2 separate regions of the Homo sapiens genome follow, and region 1 is linked to region 2. Evidence: read pairs that join two places in POLR2A ChIA-PET (ENCODE). Cell type or tissue: IMR-90. All regions are shown on one strand. Each heading gives the region's core, and the rest is flanking DNA. Links, peaks and the distances in the headings are about the cores only.

Region 1 (7,660 bases), core at 153-5,152, 130 kb before region 2:
CCCCAAGAGTCCCCCCATTCTGCCCAGATCACAGTCCAGACTCCTTCGAGCCTGGGCTGCCACTCGCCTCTCTGACCTGACCTCCTCCTCACCCTCCCCCTCCAGCCACACTGGCTGAGCTTGTTCCTGCCTCAGGGCTTTGCACCTGTTGTTCCCCCTGCCTGGAGCACCCCTTCCTGGAGCATCCCCTGCCAGCTCCTTCTTGCCATTCAGGTCTCTCTGTTCAGATGCCCTCAACTCAGAGAGGCCTTTCCTGACCCTTCAACCTAAAGCAGTGCCCGCTGCAGTCACTTCCTTGACTTTGCCTTGTCTCGTGCTCATTGTGGGGCTCACCGCCATCTGAAATCCATTCTGCTTATTTTGTTTCATTGGTTCCTGTCTGTGGCCTTCCCTAGAAGGTGAGCTGCTGAGAGTAGCAACCAGGTCTGTCTTGCTCCCCAGGTAACCTTAGCACCTAGACAGTGCCGGGTGCTGAGGCATTGCATCAGAGCCTCTCACATGGCTGTCCAGACCACACGTGTCTGGCCTGGCATGGGGCCCCCCACCTGGAAGGTCTTTGCAGGCACATGGCAACGGAAGTTCAGGAGTGGTGGTATTTGCTGCCCAGTGACCATCAGGGAATCTCCTTTCCACCCATGTAGCTTAAGTGGAACTGTCCCCACTCCTCCCCCTTGCTGCGGGGAAGGCCCACGATGCAGACCCAACCCATGAGAGCCTTCCATACCCCTAAATTAGCTCAAGGATAGCACATGACCTAAAATGAGCCAATGAAAGTCAGCCCTGGGCTTTGGGCTGGAAAGATTGAGAAAGAGACGGTCTCCTCAATGTGAGCCTGTACTTTTTAATTTTTTAATTTTTTTATTATTTATTTATTTATTTATTTATTTTTGAGATGGAGTTTTGTTCTTGTTGCCCAGGCTGGAGTGCAATGGTGCAATCTCGGCTCACTGCAACCTCTGCCTCCCAGGTTCAAGCAATTCTCCTGCCTCAGCCTCCTGAGTAGCTGGGATTACAGGCATGTGCCACCACACTCGGCTAATTTTTTTTTTTTTTTTCAGTAGAGACGGGGTTTCTCCATGTTGGTCAGGCTGGTCTCCAACTCCCGACCTCAGGTGATCCGCCCACCTCAGCCTCCCAAAGTGCTGGTATTACAGGAGTGAGCCACGGCACCCGGCGAGCCTGTACTTTTATCACCACATGAGAGACTTGCCTCTCTTCCCCCAGGATGGAGGCAATAAGAGAAGCAGAGCTGAGAGGAGGAGAGAAACTCAAATCATATCTTGATGTGATTTGAGTACCTGGATCCAGCCATGCCTGAAGATATGATTTCAAATCAAATTTCACGATATGATTTGGCTCAAATCAAATCAAGATATGATTTGAGTACCTGGATCTAGCCATGCCTGAAGTCTGAGGTACCTCTAAATTTTTTAGATACACGAGGCTGGGCGCAGTGGCTCACGCCTGTAATCCCAGCACTTTGGGAGGCCGAGGCGTGCGGATCACGAGGTCAGGAAATCGAGACCATCCTGGCTAACACGGTGAAACCCCGTCTCTACTAAAAATGCAAAAAATTAGGCGGGCGAGGTGGCGGGCGCCTGTAGTCCCAGCTACTTGGGAGGCTGAGGCAGGAGAATGGTGTGAACCCAGGAGGCGGAGCTTGCAGTGAGCCGAGATCGTGCCACTGCACTCCAGCCTGGGCAACAGAGTGAGACTCCGTCTACACAAAAAAAATCAACTCCCTTTTTTTTTTTTGCTTTCATCACTGAAAGAATTCCTAACCTGACTGATTGCAAAATATTGCTGTAACCAGTTTGTGGGGTTACATCCCCCTGGCTTTGGTTCTTGAAGCTGCCCCTGCTAGGAGAGGTTTTTCCCAACTCTGAATGCCCCACTGACTGTCTCTGGCTCTTCCTACTCTGAGAAGCACTTTGGGATGCCCCCTGCCCCACAACCACATTAAGGCAGGTGTCACCTCGTTGATGCTGGTGGAGAAAGCGGTGTTCTGGAAAACGGGTGCGTTGTCGTTTCTATCTTCCACAATCACCAGCATCTCCCTCTGCACCTGCAAGTGAGAAAGCCCAGGGGACCCCAGAAAATAGGATTTAAAACACCAGAAAAGTTGCAAGTATCGTACAAAGAGCTGGTGTCCTTCATCCAGATCAACCTACTGTTTGGTCTCTCTTTCTCTCCATATGTTTTTGGGGGCTTTTTTTTTTTTTTTTTTTTTTTTTTTTTTTGTAGAGACCAGGTTCTCTCCATATGTTGTTTTCTGAACCATTTGAAAGTAAGTTGCAGGCATCATTAGTTAATTTTTTTTTTTTTTTAGACAGAGTTTCATTCTTGTTACCCAGGCTGGAGTACAATGGCGTGATCTCATCTCAATGCAACCTCCGCCTCCCAGGTTCAAGCAATTCTCCTGCCTCAGCCTCCTGAGTAGCTGGGATTACAGACATGCACCACCACACCCAGTTAGTTTTTGGTATTTAGTAAAGATGGGGTTTTACCATGTTGGTCAGGCTGCTCTTGAACTCCCGACCTCAGGTGATCTGCCCGCCTTGGCGTCCCAAAGTGCTGGGATTACAGGCGTGCACCACCACGCCAGCAGTTAATTTTTTAAATATAAAATATGCCAGCCAGCCAGGCGCAGTGGCTCATGCCTGTGTACTTTGGGAGGCCAAGATGGGAGGATCGCTTGAGCCCAGGAGTTCAAGACCAGCCTGGGCAATATGGTGAGACTCTGTCTCTACAAAAAATTTTAAAATTAGCTGAGTATGGTTGGTGAGCGCCTGTAGTCCCAGCTACGCTGGAGGCTGAGTTAAGAGGATTGCTTGAGTCCAGGAGGTGGAGGCTGATGTGAGCTGTGATTGCACCACTGCACTCCAGCCTGGGCAAGAGTAAGATCCTAACTCAAAAAGATAAAATAAAAAGTTGGAAAAAAGTGCCTGTCCTATCACGGGAATGTGCACGTTCGCTTTGTTTGCCATAGTATAAAGCTGTGAACAACTATGTGGACACCAGAGGGAACCAGCTTAAGGGCAGTTCCCACCATAGATATAGACGTTACAAAAATTGGGGATTTGTAAGACCCAGAGAGAGCTCTAAGCTCAATCGCTGAGTGGGCAAGGCAGCTTTCAAGACAATATAGACAGCTGGATTCCACTGGGTTTCAAAAAATGCACCAAGAAGTACATGGAGGCATGTACCTCAGCGCTGAGAAGTGTCAAAGCATACAGTAACGGTCAACACTTCAGTGGGAGTGAGCTGGAAAGGATTTTCCAAGGGGACTTTCGTTTTATCTGTAATTTTTTTTTTTTTGAGACGGAGTCTCGTGCTATCACTCAGGCTGGAGTGAGGTGGTGCAATCTCGGCTCAATACAACCTCCACCTCCCGGGTTCAAGCGATTCTTGTGCCTCAGCCTCCTGAGTAGTTGGAATTACAAGCGTGTACCACCATGCCCAGCTAATTTTTGTATTTTTAGTAGAGATGGGGGTTTCTCCATGTTGGCCAGGGTGGTCTTGAACCCCTGACCTCAGGTGATCTGCCCACCTCGGCCTCCCAAAGTGGGAAATAAGAGTGTAGTTGCAACATATTCAGCCAAAGCAGTTGAGAGTGATTTTGCCTCTGGAGCCCTGGGGTGGAGAGGTATTTGGCACTTTTCTAATCAATATTTATATACATTAATAATACATTTAGGCCGGGCGTGGTGGCTCACGCCTGTAATCCCAGCACTCTGGGAAGCCGAGGCGGGCGGATCACAAGGTCAGGAGATCAAGACCATCCTGGCTAACACAGTGAAACCCCGTCTCTACTAAAAATACAAAAATTAGCCGGGCGTGGTGGCTGGCGCCTGTAGTCCCAGCTACTCGGGAGGCTGAGGCAGGAGAATGGCGTCAACCCAGGAGGCGGAGCTTGCAGTGAGCCGAGATCGCGCCACTGCACTCCAGCCTGGGCGACAGAGCGAGACTCCGTCTCAAAAAAAAAAAAAACATTTAATTTACAATTAAAATATAACCAATATATTTATATGTAAACAAAAAAGCCCTCATATGATATAAATAATATATTTATGTAATTTAAATAAATTTTAAAAATACTAAAATCTTGGTAATGTCATATGACAAAGAAATGAACTAGTATAATCTCGATATAAATAAACATTAAATTCACTGTTAACTGGGGCACCGTCCGCTTGCCGGAGGTGGGGACACAATCAGGAATGGACTCTCGCAATCCCTGTCTACCCCCCTGCACCTCCCAACTCACCTGGATGTAGGGGTCGCTCACGGAGATGGTGACTTTGAATGTGTAGAGTGTCTGCAGCAGCCAGAGAGAAGGGGCCGGTGGTGAGCCCCCGCTGGGTGGGAGCACAGGGGGTGCCGCCACCAGGACGCGGGCTCCCAGGGCCCTCCCAGCACCCCCTCCGCGTCCCGTGCCCTCTCCGGCTGATGCTCTTTACCTCGTAGTCCAGAGCGCTGGCCAGCTTCACTTCCCCAGTTTTCGGAGTGACAGCGAAGAAGTAGGCATTGGGGCCGCTCATCCCATAGGTCAGAGGGTCATTGTCCTGGTCTTCCGCTACCAACCAGAAGGCCTGGGCACCTGGGGATGGGACAGGGGCCACCCAGGGTCCACAGCCACCCTTTCAGTGCTGGTCTGGCCAAGCTGGCTGTGAGGCTGGGCTGGGCGCCTGGCTGCCCTGTACACAGGCTTGACTTGCCATCTGGGACCTCCCCAACCATCAGCCAAGTCAGCAGCATCCTGATTTCCCTTGTGCCCACTGACTCGATGGGCACTGGACACAGTGCAGGGGGCGGGGGCTGTACCCAGGCATCTACCCCTCCCCTTGCCAAGCCTGTGGCCCTGCCCTCTCCAGAATACCGAGTTTCCGTGACACAAGACTAGACGTGGCTGGTGTGAACCTTTCCAGCTGCAGCATCTGGGTGCAGACTAGAGCTTTGGAGAGCCTTCCAGGACACCCCCTTTCTGCTCAAGTGAGCCAAAGCTGTGTCCAGTCTGCTGCTGGCCTCCTGAGAGCCCTAACTCTTGTACTGCATGCCTGGGCACAGCAGCAGGCTGGTCGCCCACTCCCTAGCCTGAAAGGAACTTTTTACAGATTCATCAAACCCACCCTATCCCTGAGCCCCCACCTCCTTTACCCATCCAGCCTCTGCTCCGACACCTCCACTGGCCCCGATATTCATTAGCAAGGACTTTCTTCTTTTCATGAAGATGCGTTTCCCTGGAGCTCCGCCACAGGGCTCTGAGGGCTTCAGCCACTGGCATGGGAGCCTACGTCCCCTGATACTTTCGTGGCCCACAAGAAAGTTGCATTTCTTTTAAAAGCAGAAGGCCAGGTATGGTGGTTTACATCTGTAATCCCCGCACTCCGGGAGGCTGAGATGGGGGATGGCTTGAGCCTAGGAATTTGAGAGCTGCCTAGGCACATAGCGAGACCCCCATCTATACAAAAAAATTTAAAAATTAGGCCAGGCGAGGTGGCTCATGCCTGTAATCCCAGCACTTTGAGAGGTGGAGGTGGGCGGATCACTTGAGATCAGGAGCTCGAAACCAGCTTGGCCGACATGGTGAAACCCCGTCTCTACTAAAAATACAAAAAATTAACCAGGCCTGGTGGCACGTGCCTATAATCCCAGCTACTGGGGAGGCTGAGGCAGGAGAATTGCTTGAACCCGGGAGGTGAAGGTTGCAGTGAGCTGAGATCGCACCACTGCACTCCAGCCTGGGTGACAGAGCGAGACTCCATCTCAAAAATAAATAAATATAAAAATAAAAAATTAGCCAGGTGTAGTGGTGCACAGTGGCTCATGCCTGTAATCCCAGCACTTTGGGAAGCCGAGATGGGAGAACTGCTTGAGCCCAGGAGTTTGAGACCAGCCTCAGCAATGTAGCAAAACCCTGTCTCTACTTTAAAAAATAAAATATTAGCTAGGCATGGTGGCACATGCCTGTAGTCCCAGCCACCTGGGAGGCTGAGGTGGGAGGATCAGTTGAGCCCAGGAGGTCGAGGCTGAAGTGAGCATGATCGCACCACTACACTCCAGCCTGGGGGACAGAGCCAGACCCTGTCTCAAAAAAAAAAAAAAGTCCTGTGCACTCCTCCCTCTCCAGCCTCCATGGGATAGACATGAGAATAGCACTTGCCTTTAGGGAGCAGAGATTGACTAGAACTGGACACAGGGAACTTTCTGGGGTGATGGAAATACTTTCTCTTGATCAGGGGATTGCTTGCACAGGTTTTGTATTTGTCAATACCCCTTGGTGTCTCTTGTTTCATCTGGCAGCTTTCGACATTCCTGGATTCCATTTTGCACTGCAACAAAGGCTGTGGCTTGTCCCCCAATATCCACTTGTCCCCCTTTTCTGAGAACAATGGAGCCCCAGATTTTGAGCTAGGCACACGGCCAACCAGAATGAAGGCCACATTTGCCAGGTTCCCTTGCAGCTAGGCGTGGGTCTGTGGCTTAGTTTTGGCCAAAGAGACAAAAGCAGAAGCAATGTGTGTAAAATCCAGAAAGGAAGAAGCCCTCTTGTCCCCTTCCTCCTTCTGTGACTGGAATGGTTTCTCGTCTGAGCCATCCTGGCCCATGTGGGTGGGACCTGTGCCTTAGGGAAGTCGGGCCACTGAGCGGGAAGAAGGCTGCGTGACCCCCGCCCCCTCAAGCCCTGCAGGGAGGGCAGCCTGATGGGACATGCCCCCACAGCTCCGTCCGGGCTCCTGGGCGGCCACGAGGGGCGGTAATTCACCTCCGCCTTGTTTGCATCTCTGTTATTTGGGGTCCCAACCAACCCGGCCACCTATGGTTTCTACTTCCCCGATCTATATCCTGCCTTCTGGGAATGTGGTATCTAGGCCCCCTGGCTCCTTCCAAAATAATGTTTCCCAAACTTCATTCGTTCCTGCACCGCTGCCATGACCTTTGCTGTGACTTTTGCCGTGACCATTGCTATGTCTGTGTTCTGTTCCTGGTGCTCATTCCTTAAATTGACTTTCCATCTCATGTAAAGACATTTACTTTAAAAGCAAACTTTACATCTCAAAACCCATCTCACCTGCCATAGACAGAAAGTAACTTTACAAATAAAAACAAAGCAAAGTGAGTCATTAGCTTCTGTGAAAGGGTCTGAGCCTGACACCTGCTCTCCCTTTAAAAAAAAAAAAAGCCAGCGTGGGAGTGGGAGAGATTAGCCAGTGTGAGGAAGGAGGAGGAAGCGTGGCCCAAGGGGATCCTCCAGTCAGAGACTGAAAGCGATGGGCAATGGGGGAGGCCGGATGATTTGGCGCTGGTGTGAGGGCCCCTGGAGGTGCGTCTCACACCTTTGAGGACACTGCTCTTGACCCAGAAGCTGAAGAGAAGAAAACAAACTTCTGGAATCAAAGGAGCTCCCTTCAGTCCCTCTTTGTCCCACAATAAGCCATGGAGTTGCAGGCATGGTGGGGGCTCCAGAGGGCACCCCAGGACTTTCCTGTGGGTCAGGACCTGACATGGGGCAGACACAGGGACCGGGACTCACCCACAGGCAGGTCCTCAGGCAGGATCACTGACGTCATGTTGGCTAGGAACTTCGGGGCCACGTTGGCTGCCACTGTAGGGACACAGTGTGCTGGAACATCGGGACACCCCTGCAAAACCCGATCCC
Region 2 (10,546 bases), core at 3,321-8,320:
AAAAAAAAAAAAATCTGTTTGTAAAAAATTGCGTGATTTGTGAACTGTGAACAAGTTTAAATAACACCTGAGCTGGCAGAATGGGAAAGGGAGGAAAAGCAACAGACCTACTTACAGATGGTTTAAATAACCCATTTGCATTTAAATTGTCCCTACAATCTTAGCCTCTGCCTGGTTGGGAGGGCATGTTTCCCAGGAGACAGTGTAGTTTCCATTGAACTGCTTGCTGCGATGACCACCTGGACACTTTGGACACCTCATGCCGTAAACCTGCGAGTGGAGGAGTTGTCAGACCAGCAGGGTAATCCCCCTGTTTACAATGAGGGGCCAGGGTTGCTGTTATACACCACAGAGTCAGGAGTGTGTCTGGAGCTCAGGGGACTTACTGGGACATCTTTTGTCACTTCCACACCCAGTGATAACGGAAAACAAGCAATTGCCACAACCACAGCCTGACAAGGGAAGGTAATTAAAGGCTGAGACCCTTCCAAAATAAAAGTCTGGATTGCCCAGGCTGGAAAAGCATCAGGCCAACCAAAGTACTAGCCAAGGGTGAGGGAAATGCCGAATGAGTAATGGAGGAAGGAGATGACGATTATCACTTACAGCCTTGGGACCAGTTGCAGCTGCAGAGAGCTTAGTTTGTTTCACCAGCTAGCTCACCTTAAGTCTTTGTAGATTGTTGCTGGCTACTAAATGAAAAGGGATTTTTATGAATGTTTGGACTCCTACCGTCCCTCTTGGAAGGAATGAGGGCATTTTGTTCCTACAGTCGTGGAGAACTGTAGGACTGGATATAACGGGAGGGAGTGAGCAGTGCAAGGGAGGGACTGCATCCAACATCTCTTACATTTCACCTGAGATCTTTGCAGTCTTACCTATCTCCAAGGCCCTTGGTCACTTGTTGCACCCCCAGCCACTTCTGTGCTGATCAGTTCTACTTGGATGGATTCTGTCTGGCCACCTCCGTGGTGACCAGCTTGCACAGACCCAGTGCAACAGCATGTCACTTGCATGTGCACTACAGGCTTTGACTCCCGCCCTGGAGCTTTTCTATTGCTACTGGAGCAGGAGACACCATGGACCAGCGCAGCGCCTACCCACATGTGACCCAGAAGTGCAGGGGAAGTAATGGCCCGTGGGGCAAATTTTTGGCCATTAAGAGATGGGAGTGTGAACCCTGAAAGAGCCAGTCCTTCAAGATGGATCCTGAGTGGCTAAGTGGGCCTGAATTCAAAATACAGCCAAGCGGCCATTCACTGACTCTAGGTCACCCACGTATCCTGCATTCCCAGGAACCCACATGCTCATGTAATGTTGGGACTTTCATAGCTGTCTGTTCTTGTTCATCCTGCCAGAAATAACGACTGTTGGAAAATCCCATTTCGCCTCCTGAACTACTATTGTTTGAATATGGTTTGTTTGGCTCCGCCAAGTCTCATGTTGAAGTTTGATCCCCTATGTTGGAGGTGGGGCCATGTGGGAGGTGCTTGGGTGATAGGGGTGGATCCCTCATTAATAACTTGATGCTGTTCTTGTGGGAGGGAGGCAGGTCTCACTCTTAGCTCTCAAGATAACTGATTGTTGAAAAGAGCATGGCACCTCCTCCCCTCTCTCTTGCCTCTTCTCTCTCCATGTTATCTGCACAAGCCTGTTCCCCTTCACCTTTTGTCATAAGTGGAAACTTCCTGAGGCCCTCATCAGAGGCAGATGCTGGTGCCATGCTTCTTGTACAGCCTGCAGAACCGTGAGCCTAATAACCCTCTGTTCTTTATAAATTATGCAGTCTTGGGCATTCCTTTAGAGCAACACAAACAGACCAAGACACAGACCTAATCAGTAGACTATGACCTGTATCGACAAATCAGAATACAACAAGCATCAGTCAAAGATTGCATCCCTCGTTTGCATAAGTGGACCATAGTGAGAACATGGGCAGAGCTTTCTTTGTAAAAGACAACCCCTCTCTTTGTTCTCTCAGAAGGCACCTTTGTTTTCACTGAAGGATGCATCTCTCTGGTTTGCAAACTGTTCACTGGAATGAAGTCTCTCTTTTTTAAAAAAGACAATCCTTGGCCGGGCGTGGTGGCTCACGCCTGTAATCCCAGCACTTTGGCAGGCCGAGGCGGGCAGATCACCCGAGGTCAGGAGTTTGAGACCAGTCTGGCCAACATGATGAAACTCCATCTCTAATAAAAACACAAAAATCAGCCGGATGTGGTGGTGGGTGCCTGTAGTCCCAAATACTCGGGAGGCTGAGGCAGGAGAATCGCTTGAACGCAGGAGGTGGAGGTTGCAGTGAGCCAAGATCACGCCACTGCACTCCAGCCTGGGCAACAGAGAGAGATTCCGTTTCAAAAAAAAAAAGACAATCTTTGTCAGTGGAATTTATATATTTATTTATTTATTTTAGATAGTATCTCAGCTGGGCACAGTGGCTCATGCCTATAATCCCAACACTTTGGGAGGCTGAGGAGGGTGGATTCCTTGAGGCTGGGAGTTCAAGACCAGCCTGGGCAACATGGTGAAACCTCCTCTCTACAAAAAATACAAACATTAGCTGGGCACAGTGGCACATGCTGATAGTCCTGGGGCAGGAAAATAGGGTCTGGAGGCAGGGAACATAAGGCCGATTTACACTTCAGCTATAACAGGAAATATCCTCTCCATAGGGCATATGTTGTAAATAACTTTGTAACTTTACTTCATTCTCTCCATTTTCATAGGGTGTACCCGAAGTAACCAATGGAATCCTCTAGGGGATAGTTAAACTCCCAAAAATTCTGTAATGGGGTCCTTGAGCCTCTGTACTTGGGCCTGCTCCCACACTGTGGAGTGTACTTTCATTTTCAGTAAATCCCTTCATTCTTTCCTTGTTTCTTTGTGTATTTTGTCCAATTCTTTGTTCAAGATGCCAAAAACCTGGAACTCCTCCACCATTAACAGTCTCAGCTACTCAGGAGGCCAAGGCAGGAGGATTCGCTTGAGCCCCAGAGGTCAAGGCTGCAGTGAGCCGTGATTGCGCCACTGCACTCCAGCCTGGGTGACAGGAATAAAACTCTGTCTCACAGAAAAAAAAAAAAAAAGAGAGAGAGAGAGGGTCTCATTCTGTCTCTTAGGCTGGAGTGCATGGTGTGATCACGGCTTACTGTAGTCCTGACCTCAGGGACTCAAGCAGTCCTCCCACTTCAGCCTCCCAAATAGTTGGGACCACAGGTGTGTGCCACCATGCCCTCTTAATTTTTTTTATTTGTATTTTGTATACAGGCAGGGTCTCCCTAAGTTGCCGGTGTTGGTCTTAAACTCGTGGGCTCAAGTAATCCTCCGACCTCAGCTTCACAAGTAGCTGAGACCACAGGCAAATACCACCATGCCTGACTCATTTATTTGAGTTGATTTGTTGACAGGAGCCACCGGATAACATCTTGTCATCTCCTGCTGTGTGGTGAGCTGTCTCGTGTTGCAGTCGTTCATGTTGGCTCTCTGGGAATAGACCATGGGATTGACCAACACACTTAGCACCAAGCAGTAGGCAGCCCCTCGAATTAGCCCTCTCGTTTTCCTTGCCTCACTTTCCTGTTCCCTCAGGCCTGATTCCCTGAAATCACTCTCCCCAGTAAAGTATAAGCATGTGAGCTTTCAGTCAGGCTATATTCTCTACGATATTAAATATCAAATTAGTGACCCAACCACAGAGAAAATAAGGAATTTTTTTTTTTTGAATGGAGTCTCACTCATTCTGTCACCCAGGCTAGAGTGCAGTGGCATGATCTCAGCTCACTGAAATCTGCCTCCTGAGTTCAAGAGATTCTCCTGCCTCAGCCTCCCAAGTAGCTGGGATTACAGGTGCGCACCACCACCATGCCTGGCTAATTTTTGTATTTTTAGTAGAGACAGGATTTCACCATGTTGGCCAGGCTGGTTTCGAACTCCTGACCTCAGGTGATCCGCCTGCCTCAGCCTTTCCAAGTGCCAAAGTACTGGGATTACAAGCGTGAGCCACCGAGCCCAGCCAAAAATAACAAATTCAAGTGAACTTAAAACACAGTAATGTGGCCGGGCGCGGTGGCTCACGGCTGTAACCCCAGCACTTTGGGAGGCCAAGGCAGGCAAATCACCTGAGGTCAGGAGTTTGAGACCAGCCTGGCCAACATGGTGACACCCCGTCTCTACTAAAATGAGAAAATTAGCCAGGTGTGGTGGCACATGCCTGTAATCCCAGCTACTCGGGAGGCTGAGGCAAGAGAATTACTTGAACCCGGGAAGCGGAGGTTGCAGTGAGCCAAGATTGCGCCATTGCACTCCAGCCTGCGCAACAGAATGAGACTCCATCTCAAAAAATAAAAAACAAAAACAAAAAGCCATACGGTAATGTCTATGTATTCCTTTTTTTTTTGAGACGGAGTCTCGTGCTGTCACCCAGGCTGGAGTGCAATGGTGTGATCTTGGCTCACTGCAACCTCCGTCTCCCAGGTTCAAGCGATTCTCCCACCTCAGCCTCCCGAGTAGCTGGGATTACAGGCGCCTGTCATCATGCCCAGCTAACTTTAGTATTTTTGTAGGGACAGGGTTTCACCATGTTGGCCAGGCTGGTCTTGAACTCTTGACTTCAGGTGATCTGCCTGCCTCGGCCTCTCAAAGTGCTGGGGTTACAGGCATGAGGCACCACGTCTGACCTATATACTCCTTATAGGTTATATCCTGAGAACAAAAAGAAAAGCAAAGAAATCTGAAATGGTTTTAAATAATCCTAGTGTCAGTAATAATATTGATATTGTGATTTTATTTATTTTTGTTTTGTTTTGTTTTTTGTTTCTTTTTTGAGACAGGGTCTTGCTCTGTTGCCCAGGCTGGAGTGCAATGGTGTGATCTCAGCTTACTGCAACCTCCACCTCCCGGGTTCAAGTGATTCTCCCACCTCAGCCTCCCAGGTAGCTAGGACTACAGGCGCACGCCACCATGCCCGGCTAGTTTTTAGTAGAGACAGCGTTTCACCATGTTGGCCAGGCTGGTCTCGAACTCCTGACCTCAAGTGATCTGCCTGCCTCAGCCTCCCAGAGTGCTGGGATTTACAGGCGTGAGCCACTGCGCCCAGCCTGATATTGCTACACACACACACACACACACACACACACACACACACACACACACACACAGGCATGCACTTAAATATATACTCCCAGTGGGTCCTGAAACCACGAATAGTACCAAATCTGAATGCTGTCACTTGAAGCTTGTTTCTGTTCATCTCTCCCACCCACAAATGTAATGCCTTTTCCATCTGAACTAAGCACTTAACACATACTGCGGTGTAACTTTTGCAGTTTGGGGTGTGACAGCAAAACTGGCACAAATTTCGTTTTCCTTCTTGACAGTTTCATGGATAGATTTGTTTCTATCATAGATCTTAGCAACCTCAGCATACAATTTTTTTCTTTCCTTATTAAATCAAGAACGTTCACCTTTACACTTAAAGAAAGGAATGTATGGCTTCTCTTTGGCGTATCTGAGCTGCCAGCATCACTACTCTAAGCTTTGAGACCAATATTAAGTAAAATAAGGGGAACCTGAACAAAAGCACTGAGAACCGCAACAATTGATCTGTTAACTGCAGAGTTATCAGATCAACTGCAAAGTGACTGATGGGTGGGGAGTGTATACAGCATGGAGACGCTGGACAAAGGGGCGACTCACATCCCATACAGGATGGAACGGGAGGATGCAAGATTTCATCACGCTCCTCAATTCAAAACTTATGAATTGTTTATTTCTGGAATTTTCCATTTAATATTTTCAGACTGTGGTTGACCACAAGTAACTGTAACCATGGAAAGTGAAACCAAGAATTATAAGGGACTACTGTGTATATATGGAGACAGCAAAAAAGAGTAAATATGTTATGCATTGGAACCAAGATTTTTGGTGAAAGAAAAAATACATAGATCTAAAATCAAAGAGATTAAGTAAAAACATTATTTTAAATTTAAATTAGAAATTTCAGTAAGAGGCCAGGCGCCGTGGCTCAAGCCTGTAATCCCAGCACTCTGGGAGGCTGAGGTGGGCAAATCACGAGGTCAGGAGATGGAGACCATCCTGGCTAACACGGTGAAACCCCATCTGTACTAAAAATACAAAAAATTAGCTGGGCGAGGTGGTGGGTGCCTGTAATCCCAGCTACTCGGGAGGCTAAGGCACGAGAATGGCGTGAACCTGGGAGGCGGAGCTTGCAGTGAGCCGAGATCGCGCCACTGCACTCCAGCCTGGGCGACAGAGCAAGACTCTGTCTCAAAAAAAAAAAAAAAAAAAGAAATATCAGTAAGACAGTAAGACTACAGTGCGTTTTCTTTTTCAAACAGAAACTGTATTTCCTAGTTTTCTTGACTAAAGAGGTTTATAAGAAATAATCAGGCTAGGTGCAGTGGCTCACGCCTATAATCCCAGCACTTTGAGAGGACAAGGAGGGTGGATCACCTGAGGTCAGGAGTTCGAGACCAGTCTGGCCAACATGGTGAAACCCCGTCTCTACTCAAAAAAATGCAAAAATTAGCTGGGCATGGTGATGTGTGCCTATAATCCCAGCTACTCAGGAGGCTGAGGTGGGAAAATTACCTGAACCTGGGAGGTGGAGGTTGCAATGGGCCGACATCGCACCACTGTACTCCAGCCTGGGCTACTGAGCAAGACCCCGTCTCAAAAAAAAAAAAAAAAAAATTAATGCCTGAGGTGCCCACCTAGTGTTTTCTAAATACCATTTCCCACTCAAAGGTTACAAAACCCTTTGAAGAAATGATTAATTCCAGTCTGGGGCAGGACATGTAGAGGATGAGCCACAAACACCTTGCTGTACCAGAAAGCAATAAAGTTGTTACCTGAAACATCAAAACATCAGAATGTTAATGACATTGGAACAAGTTTGAAGAGGCTTCCACTGGCCAAAGACTGGGAAATTTAAGCATCAAAAAGTATACTGTTAGCTGGGTGTGGTGGCGTGTGCCAGTAGTCCCAGCTACTCAGGAGGCTGAGGTGAGGGAATCACTTGAGCCCAGGAGGCGGAGGCTGCAGTGAGCTAGGATCGCACCACTGCACTCCAACCTGGGCAACAGAGTGGGACCCTGTCTCTAAAATATTAATAATGATAATGATGATGACTATCCTTCTCCACTGAATTGCCTTTGTAACTTTGTTGCAGTGGTCTGTACATGTGTAAGACTTCTAGACTCTATTCTCGTTATTTATCTGTTTATCTTGATGCCAATACCATTCTGTCTTGATTACCGTAGCTATATAGAACATCTTGACGTTGGGCACAGTGGCTCATGCCTGTAATCCCAACACTTCAGGAGGCTGAGGTGGGTAGATCACGAGGTCAGGAGATCGAGACCGTCCTGGCCAAAATGGTCAAACCCCGTCTCTACTAAAAATACAAAAATTAGCTGGGTGTGGTGGTGCGTGCCTGTAGTCCCAGCTACTCGGGAGGCTGAGGCAGGAGAATGGCTTGAACCAGGGAGTTGGAGGTTGCAGTGAGGTGAGATCGCGCCACTGCACTCCAGCCTGGCGATAGAGTGAAACTCCATCTCAAAAACAAAAAACAAAACACAAAAAAACAAAATCTTGAAATCAGGTTGTTAGTTATCCAGCTTTGCTCTTTTCTAAAATTGTTTTGGCTATTTTAGGTCCTTTACATTTCTGAACAAATTTTAGAATCAGTTTGTCAATTTCTTTCTTTTCTTTTTTTTATTATTATTTTTTAATATATATTTTTTATTGATCATTCTTGGGTGTTTCTCACAGAGGGGGATTTGGCAGGGTCATAGGACAATAGTGGAGGGAAGGTCAGCAGATAAACAAGTGAACAAAGGTCTCTGGTTTTCCTAGGCAGAGGACCCTGTGGCCTTCCGCAGTGTTTGTGTCCCTGGGTCCTTGAGATTAGGGAGTGGTGATGACTCTTAACGAGCATGCTGCCTTCAAGCATCTGTTTAACAAAGCACATCTTGCACCGCCCTTAATCCATTTAACCCTGAGTGGACACAGCACATGTTTCAGAGAGCACAGGGTTGGGGGCAAGGTCACAGATCAACAGGATCCCAAGGCAGAAGAATTCTTAGTACAGAACAAAATGAAAAGTCTCCCATGTCTACTTCTTTCTACACAGACACGGCAACCATCCGATCTCCCAATCTTTTCCCCACCTTTCCCCCCTTTCTATTCCACAAAACTACCATTGTCATCATGGCCCGTTCTCAATGAGCTGCTGGGTACACCTCCCAGACGGGGTGGTGGCCGGGCAGAGGGGCTCCTCACTTCCCAGTAGGGGCGGCCGGGCAGAGGCGCCCCTCACCTCCCAGACGGGGCGGCTGGCCGGGTCGGGGGCTGACCCCCCACCTCCCTCCCGGACGGGGCGGCTGGCCGGGCAGAGGGGCTCCTCACTTCCCAGTAGGGGCGGCCGGGCAGAGGCGCCCCTCACCTCCCGGAAGGGGCGGCTGGCCTGGCGGGGGCTGACCCCCACCTCCCTCCCGGACGGGGTGGCTGCCGGGCGGAGACGCTCCTCACTTTCCAGACGGGGTGGCTGCCAGGCGGAGGGGCTCCTCACTTCTCAGATGGGGTGGCTGCCGGGCGGAGGGGCTCCTCACTTCTCAGACAGGGTGGCTGCCGGGCGGAGGGGCTCCTCACTTCTCAGACGGGGTGGTTGCCAGGTAGAGGGTCTCCTCACTTCTCAGACGGGGCGGCCGGGCAGAGACGCTCCTCACCTCCCAGACGGGGTCGCGGCCGGGCAGAGGCGCTCCTCACATCCCAGACTGGGCAGCGGGGCAGAGGCGCTCCCCACTCAGACGATGGGCAGGTCAGGCAGAGATGCTCCTCACTTCCTAGATGGGATGGCGGCCGGGAAGAGGCACTCCTCACTTCCTAGATGGGATGGCGGCCGGGCAGAGATGCTCCTCACTTTCCAGACTGGGCAGCCAGGCAGAGGGGCTCCTCACGTCCCAGACGATGGGGGGCCAGGCAGAGACGCTCCTCACTTCCCAGACGGGGTGGCGGCCGGGCAGAGGCTGCAATCTCGGCACTTTGGGAGGCCAAGGCAGGCGGCTGGGATGTGGAGGTTGTAGCGAGCCGAGATCACGCCACTGCTCTCCAGCCTGGGCACCATTGAGCACTGAGTGAACGAGACTCCGTCTGCAATCCCGGCACCTCGGGAGGCCGAGGCTGGCGGATCACTTGCGGTCAGGAGCTGGAGACCAGCCCGGCCAACACAGCGAAACCCCGTCTCCACCAAAAAAATACGAAAACCAGTCAGGCGTGGCGGTGCGCGCCTGCAATCGCAGGCACTCGGCAGGCTGAGGCAGGAGAATCAGGCAGGGAGGTTGCAGTGAGCCGAGTTGGCAGCAGTACAGTCCAGCTTCGGCTCGGCATCAGAGGGAGACCGTGGAAAGAGGGAGAGTCCAGCTTCGGCTCGGCATCAGAGGGAGACCGTGGAAAGGGGAGAGGGAGAGGGAGAAGGAGAGGGAGAGGGAGAGGGAGAGGGAGAGGGAGAGGGAGAGGAGGGAGGGGGAGGGGGAGGGGGAGGGGGAGGGGGATGGGGAGAGGGAGAGGTCTTTCTTTTATTTTTTAAAGACTGCTGGGAGTTTTATTGCATCTTTTTTTTCCCCCAGGTTCCTTCCAAGAATTTACATCTTATTATTGACTCTTCTAATCCATAAATAAGGTATATCTTTCTATTTACTTAGACCTTATTTAACTTCTCTCAACAACATTTTGTAGTTCTTTCTTTTTTTGAGACGCAGTCTCACTCTGTCGCCCAGGCTGGAGTGCACTCTTGGCTCACTGCAACCTCCACCTCCCGGGTTCAAGCGATTCTCCAGCTGCACCCCATCCAGCACCAGCTAGGACGTACCAAGGGTCCCAGGAGCCTCAGAACATCTCCATCTTCATAGACGTGTGTTTCATAGTTCAGGGGCTGCGAAAGGAAAATAAATCTTGGGGCCCCCAGATCGCTAAGCTAAAGGGAAAAGGTCAAGCTGGGAATTGCTTGGGAGAAACTTGCTTCCCATTCTATTCAGTCACCCCTCTGCTCACTGACATACACGCATATCCGATTGCCTGCTTTGAAGAGGCTACTCAGAAACTCAAAAGAATGCAACCATTTGTCTCTTATCTACCTATGACCTGGAAGCCCCCTCCCCATGGAGTTGTCCCACCTTTGCTTCAAGTTGTCCCACCTTTCTGGACTGAACCAATGTTCATATGTAAATGTGTTGATTGATGTCTCATGTCTCCCTAAAATGTATAAAACTAAACTCTGCCCTGACCACCTTGGGCGTATGTCGTCAGGACCTCCTGAGGCTGTGTCACAGGCGCGTGTCCTCAACCTTGGCAAAATAAACTTTCTATATTAACTAAGACCTGTCTCAGGTATTCAGGGTTCACGTTTTGGTAACCGTGGAAGGATTCTGAGTGGAGATGCCCCTGACCTTTGGCAAATCTCCTATCAGTGCTTGGGACCAGCATGAGCTACCTTTATGGCTCAAACCAATAGGACAGCTTGCTGAGG

The links. ChIA-PET counts read pairs that join two places held together with the same protein. Peaks named below come from ENCODE experiments on the same cell type or tissue, not always from the same donor. Only the 100,000 strongest peaks of a DNase experiment are listed, where the experiment ranks them.
Region 1: POLR2A ChIA-PET joins it to region 2 with 15 read pairs; 4 of 35 experiments call an interaction of 5 or more read pairs at or near these places.

Annotation. Positions count from the first base shown.
Region 1 is chr5:176,565,618-176,573,277 of GRCh38, reverse strand. CDHR2 (cadherin related family member 2) reads right to left here. Exons shown (of 32, transcript NM_017675.6): 3 at 7,535-7,606; 4 at 4,461-4,600; 5 at 4,268-4,318; 6 at 1,976-2,065. Among named protein-coding and RNA genes, the nearest start is that of CDHR2, 20 kb to the right of the region's middle. RefSeq lists an enhancer at 6,197-7,162. In IMR-90, for the core only: a CTCF peak has its summit at 2,999 (motif pointing right); no DNase peak of the experiment used is centred there; H3K27me3 peaks cover 868 bases.
Region 2 is chr5:176,432,027-176,442,572 of GRCh38, reverse strand. No RefSeq gene overlaps it. Among named protein-coding and RNA genes, the nearest start is that of FAF2, 11 kb to the left of the region's middle. RefSeq lists an enhancer at 7,665-8,411. In IMR-90, for the core only: no CTCF peak of the experiment used is centred there; DNase peaks (open chromatin) are centred at 3,412 and 5,722; H3K27ac peaks cover 195 bases.